Linked DNA regions of Homo sapiens: region 2 is linked to region 1. The links are chromatin contacts, found by Hi-C in ENCODE. All regions are on one chromosome and are shown on one strand. The core of a region is the stretch at or near the end of the contact, and the rest is flanking DNA. Distances in the headings are between cores, read along the strand shown.

What was found. Hi-C counts contacts between places; a loop is a spot of excess contacts on that map. Pooled maps may share reads with other maps.
Region 2: a loop to region 1 is called in a map of A673, with 2.5 times the contacts of the local background. The contact joins the promoter of ARHGAP26-AS1 here to the promoter of SPRY4 in region 1. A Hi-C loop is called at or near these places in 1 of 168 maps with a recorded cell type or tissue (A673) and 1 of 50 pooled maps.

What each region holds. Positions count from the first base shown.
Region 1 is chr5:142,323,625-142,326,675 of GRCh38, reverse strand. SPRY4 (sprouty RTK signaling antagonist 4) reads left to right here and starts at 1,655. Exons shown (of 2, transcript NM_001127496.3): 1 at 1,655-1,832. It overlaps SPRY4-AS1 (SPRY4 antisense RNA 1), which reads right to left and starts at 1,383. Exons shown (of 4, transcript NR_120664.1): 1 at 1,306-1,383. RefSeq lists enhancers at 2,189-2,248, 1,730-2,692, 2,693-3,051.
Region 2 is chr5:142,867,530-142,870,935 of GRCh38, reverse strand. ARHGAP26-AS1 (ARHGAP26 antisense RNA 1) reads left to right here and starts at 2,026. Exons shown (of 6, transcript NR_046680.1): 1 at 2,026-2,136; 2 at 2,847-3,079. The region is part of intron 1 of ARHGAP26 (Rho GTPase activating protein 26); the gene reads right to left.

The DNA of each region.
Region 1 (3,051 bases), core at 406-2,905:
CTGGGTAAGTACACGGAGGGGTGAGCCGAATGGTGAGAAGGCATTTTAGGCTAGGACTCGGTGACCTTGGGCTGCCTGCCTCTAGAGTCCCAGCCCCAGCCCTAGGCCAGACCTCAGCCCTGGGCTGGGAGCCTTTCATTGGTTCCTCTGACAACAGCCAAGCACAATCCTATAGTGGCGTAGGAAGAAAAAGACTGCCACACAATCTCCCCGTGCGGCCAGAACAGCGGCAAGACAGACCTTACAAGGGACTCAGGGCCAAGCCCTGGCCCAGACTCTGCTCTTATCCACGCATCAAAGCCACCCCCCGCCCCGGACTTCCCGGAGGCTACAGGCTCCTCCGTTCCAGGGAGGAGCAGGGCCTGCTGCGAGGGCTCCCCGCCTTCCTGGAGTCAGGCCTAATGGCGGGGGCTTTTCTTTTCACCGGCTTGAGCTGATCCTCACCCCCGCCCCCCAACGCCACCATCATTAACAGCGAAGAAAGGATCCCCAGCCATTTCCATTTCCTCTGCGGCTCAAGAGCCCCGTTGTTATTTAATCCTGAGGCCACCCCGGCAGCATCCTCGGCGCAGCCGGCTCCACCCATCCACCTGGCCAGTTCTCGGCCGCTCCCACTTCCCCGGAGGGGAGGCCGGTGAGAGGTGGGGGATATTGGGGAAAGGCGCCTACAACAGCGAAGGGCCGTGGGCCTTCGGTGGACCGAGGCTCCTCAGGCCAGCGTCCTGTGAGGGCTGGGAAACCGACTGGGACAGAGAAAGGACACCTAGCTAGGGCGACAGAGAGCGGGCAGACGCCCGGGCACTGCGGACATTGCACTGGGGCGGGGGGCGGGGGGAACGCTGGGAGGCGAGGGCCAGGCTTCCTCTGGCTGAGTTGCCAGAATCGCCCCGGGGGGTACTGGAGCCGGAAGAGGCCTGGGCCCAGTCACTGTCTACACCCAAGAAATGGGGGGAGGGGCGGCCAGCACTCACGAGAGATTCAGCCTCAGGAAAAAGAACCAGATTCACTCACCAATCCTCACCCCACCCTTTGATATGAATGATGGACATTTTCCTAATTTTTGGTAAACGCAGCTTCAAGACCCCTCCCGCCTGGCGTCTCTGGTCTAGAGCAAGAGAAGGCCCCCAGTAGGGGTCCTCCCGCCCCCCCTTTTGACTGCCTGCGGGGGGCAGAGATCCCCAGATCTAGGTGTGCCCTCCACCACCCTGCTCTCAACCCGGGATCCGGAGGCCGCAGCGTCCCCCACCCCCCAGCGACACTGACGGTTCCTGCCCAGGCCCGCAGTGGCGTGAAGGTGGCCTTTACCTCCTCTCGCAGGCTGGGAGGGGGTGCAGCCCGCGCAGCTGGCCCAGCTGCAGCAGTCGCCGCCGCCCTCCATTCATTAAAAAAAAAAAAAAAAAGGCAACAACAGCCTCCACTGGAACCTCCACCCCTCTTTGTAAAAGAACGACGGCTCCTGGTGGAGCTTGAGCCAGTCCCAGCAATCACGGGTTAAGATCTTTTCCCGCCCCCCATTCATAAAAAAAGGAGCGGAGCGCATGCGCGCTCAGGGTCTGTTGTGCCCACCCATTCATAGAATCGCGAACGGCACGCGTGCGCACTGGCGCTCCCTTCCCTCCCATTCATAAAAAAGCCATTTTCCCAGGCAGTGGTTGCAACATCGCCGCGGAGGTAGCGAGCTGAGCTGACAGCGCGGAGCTGGCGCTGTGGAGCGCAGGGAGCCTTGCCGGTTCCTCCGACCGGCGTCTGCGAGTACAGCGGCGGCTAACCTGCCCCGGCTTCAGGATTTACACAGACGTGGGGCGATGCTTGTGACCCTGCAGCTCCTCAAAGTAAGTCCATGGCTGGTTTGGAGATCTGAAACTGCCCCTCTCTGAGCCGCGACGCGACTCCCCCCTTGGGCTGGGGCAAATGGTGCGCTATTTCTAGGCGCGCCTCAGTGTTCCTTCCCTCAGCCTGCGCCTCCTTGAGTCGCTGCGGTGCGCCGCAGCTCCCTGACGCCCTCGGCCCGGCCGGCACGGCGCCGGGGGTGTTCACAGCCTGGCACCGCCGTTTCCGACCCCTGGGCATTGCCAAGCCCGGCTTCCCCGCCCTCTGAGACTCGGGAAGCCCCGTGCGTGTCCCGGGAGTTTGCCTCTGGCCTGGCCTCTTTCCTTCTCCTGCCACCATCCGCCTCGAACGCTGGAACGGGCGTCTCTGGGCTTGGTCAGGAGCCACCGTTTGGGTCGGGGGGCGCCCTCGCTCTGGGCGGCTCGCCCACCTCCCAGCTCGGTGCCCACGGTGCCAGCTTTGCCGTGTATCTCCCAGCCCGCCGTAGCGGCCTATGCTCGACGTAGATTTTTTCTTTCTCTTCGGAGCCGTGACGGACTGAATTCCCTCCCCTTCTGCCTCTCCCTCGATGGTCAGCGAGGGGCTGGCTCAGGACTGGGCATTCCTACTCCCTCTCCTTGGCGAGGCGGTTCCTCGCCGTCTGACCTTTGCTCCGCTGCCGCATTTTATGCTATGCAACTGCCTTGCAGTTGACTTTTTCTTGCCTGGCCTCTGTAAGGCCTGAGGCTCCTCGGCCACCCTGTACCTCCCTATCCTCGGGCACCGAGCTGTGCCAGGCCCCGGAGCCCCCAGGCCGCGCTAGGGCTGCGGTGGGGGTTGAAGGTGCGTTTACATAACACCAGGCGTGTGGGAGCTGGAGGAAGAGGTTGCGAATGTAGGAGAGATAAGGCTCCTGCTTTCCCTCCTTCCTTCTTGGTGGTACCAGGCTTGACATCACAGAGAAGAGGATAGAGACGGTATGTTCTGACAAATTCTGAATCGCCAAGACCCCGGGGACAGTGAGCTGGGTGAGGGCGGGTTTGGCTAGCCAGGGCAGCTAGAGCTTGGCTCCATCACTGGGTCCAGGGCTGTGCCCAGTTCCCCCTCCATGCAGACGATCAAAAAGCATTTAGACAGTAGCTGCTCTTGTGCAAGAAGACGGTTTCTCAATTCTCCTTGATTGGGGGCAGGGGGTTGTGGGCAGGAGAGGCAGGGGAGACAGAAAATGGTTGCGTGGCTTAT
Region 2 (3,406 bases), core at 777-3,276, 540 kb before region 1:
CATTCCCCAGACTTTGGGACAGCATCTCAAGCTTGTTTTGGAGAACCTCCCTTCTCCACTTGCATTCTATGGGGTGATGGTGACAGGGTGATCAACCCCAACCCCTTGCCCCCACCCCAATCCCACAGCTCCTGGGTTCAAGTTCCAGCTCCAACATAGATCAGATATGTAACCAACCCTGGGTTAGTCATAAAGTCTCAGTTATCTCATCTGACGGAGGCTGTCAGCCCGTGGGTTAGGCAGGGAGGATCCAGTGAGAAACACTGTATAGGCACTCTGCACATCACAAGACTCAGTTCTAGGTATAGCTGGGCTATTCTTTCCTCATATATGAATCCTCCAGTAAGAGGAACCAGGAAAGGTAAGCATGAATAACTGTTTGGAGCTCGGAGAAGTTAAAGGACTGACCTAAGAGTGCAAGGCCACTAAGGAGAGGACCTGTGACTTAAGTCCTGTGAACTGAGATCCTTGTAGTATGTGGGAACACCATACCACTTCACCCCATTAAGGTAAACCCTCTATGTTACTTGAGAGATTGAAAACAACACTAAAAAGAGAACTCTCTACCTAAAAACCATTGCTTCTTGCCAATTTCAATCCAGTAAGATTGGTGGTATCTTATGTAGATTTTCACCTTGGATATGGAGCAGCCCAAAGATTTATTTCAAGAGCTTTCCCTCTGATGCACACAGGAATCTAACACACACATTCCAATAAGAGGAGAGAGAAAAGAGAAGAGGCTGGCACTGGTGCTGGGTGCATGCCAAGCGTCGTGGCACCCTCCTCATATAACCCTGCTGTTTCATGTGCAGGCAGTGCAAGACACAGCAAGGAGCCAAGCAGAGTCAATAATATTTACTTTGCAGAAACATCTGTTGCTAGAAAAGCAGAATGCTGGCCAGAGTGGAGGGAAGTCATAACTGCCGGCATCTGGGGAGGCCAAGTATCTGCTTTCCAGAGTAGGTAGGGCTGTGCTTCTCTGAGTGAGGGGACCAGATGGCTAAGAAATATGGAAGCAGCTAGAAGTTTGGGCCTTGAGAGACTGCTCCCAGAGCCACCTGCTCACTCAGGGACTAGAGGAAGTGCCCTTCTTTTCTTGGAGATGCCAGCAGATATTAATCTGCACCGGATTTAAGAGAATTTAACCCAAATAGATCCAACTTTCACTAACACAGAAGGTTTACCATAATTTTTTAAAAATTAGAATCTACCTTAATTTTATACAAGTTGTACCAGTAATACCACAAGTCAAGCCATTTCCTTTTTCTCCTTGGGTAAAACTTAACATACATGTGCACACACAAACATGGACTCAGGTAACCTTACTACTGTATTTTCAGTGCATCTATTGCCTTTGTGACCTCCAAAGTTACCAAAATTGTGTATTAACTACCCTTGAAATGTTTTGCTGCTCAGTCACATCTTTCCCTTTGGACTTAGAAAGTGATTACAGTTCCGGGAGGCCAAGGCGGGTGGATCATGAGGTCAGGAGTTCGAGACCAGTCTGGCCAACATAGTGAAACCTCATCTCTACTAAAAATACAAAAAAAAATAAAATAAAATAGCCGGGTGTACTGGTGTGCACCTGTAATCCCAGCTACTCAGGGAGGCTGAGGCAGGAGAATCGCGTGAACCCGGGAGGCTGAGGCTGCAGTGAGCCGAGGTTGCACCATTGCACTCCAGCCTAGGCGACAGTGTGAGACGCTGTCTCAAAAAAAAAAAAAAAAGAAAAAAGAAAAAGAAAAAGAAAAGAAAAGAAAGTGATTACAGCTCAGAAAGGCCATCATTGAGGTTAGAACTTGCAACAGGATTGGCCTCATGGCTGCCTAAAGTTCAAGAATACCAAAGTCCCCGGGCCTTGTTAATCTCTTCCTTTCCTGGACGCCAGTTACTCTCTGTGCCTCATCACCTTGTATTTGGAATAATTCTGGAACTAGTCATGAATGGCTTCATGTCACAATGCACAAAGAGTGCCTCGGACAGGGCTGGACACAGTGTCCCTCCAAACCTGTTGTACGATGTGAGCGGGCAAGGAAACACAAGCTGGCTTACAGGTGGAATACCTGAGAGTCTCCAGAGAGGACCCATGACAGACAGCTGAGACATGGATGGACACGAGCCCCAGAGAGACTTCAGGTTTAGCCCACACCCCCATTCCTAGGTCAAACTCAACACACTCAAAACAAAACTCTCTCTACTCAAACACCCTCTGCCACCCTCTCCCCAGAGAGCCAGCCGAGGGCCTCTTCCTGCATCCCCAGTGTAACGAAGGGCACCACCATTCACCCTGCCGCACAAGTCACCAGTACATGTCATCCTCTCACACAGCAGGCTCCCTCATGTGCCATGTCCATTCCCAAGTCTCCTAAGCACATCTCAATTCTGCCCACTCCTTCCCATCACTATCAGCAACCCCTAAACAAAACACCTCCATTTGCCCAGATAACTGCAACTGCTCCTCTCTGGCCTCCCCACATCCACTTTTGTCCGTCAAATCAGTTCTCCACCCAGTTGTGTCAATACCAGCAGTGAGCCCTGTGATGGCTTCCCAGAGCTCTGGAGGTGAAGACGAAAGTCCCTCCCAAGGCCTGAGAGGCCCTGCAGGGTCTGGCCTCCCCACACCCCTCTCTGGGCTCCAGCTGCTCCAGCCTCTGCCAGTTCCCGGGGCATGCCCAACTCCTACCTGCCACCACATGCCACCTCTGCCTGCAGCCCTTGGCCCAAAAGTTCTTTCCTCCAGGAAGCCTTCCCTGACTTCTCTAATCAGGCCAAACCCAACCCTATTTCTCACTCTCTGAGTACTATACTATAGATCTTTTCTTCAGAGCAATTTTATATTTGTTCAGGTAATTCTTCTCTTCAAGTAATGCCTCCCCAACTAGTACATTCTATAAGGATGAGGATCATATCCCTTCATGCTCACCACTCTATCCCCAAAGCCCAACACTCTACTGCTTGACTGAGAGCAGGTATTGCAGAAAGAACAAAGAGAGAGGAAGTTGGGCACTCCATAAGTCCATTAGCCTTCATCAGAGGTGAACCTCCCAACTCAATGTTTGACATGTGAAAAAAAAAGCAGGTAAGTTAGGACAAACTCTCCAACTTATGTAAGTCTGGCTAGAGCCTGATATATATGTGGGAATGTGCTTCCTATTAGCATGTGACCACCTCCCTTCATGTTGTCCATTGAGGAAGAGTCCCACAGAGCTGGAGGGAGAGCTACCACCAGCAGGAGCATAAAATAAAACCTCACCTATACCAAGGAAGCTGGAGAAATGAGCTACATACAACCCAACTGCTGGCCACAACCAACTGTCCTCTCTTAGCCCCAGCACAAGCCCCAGGTTGCAGTTAAAATGGTTTAAGGAAGAGTCCCCAGAGATCGCTCTTTTCTTTCTCCCCGTAT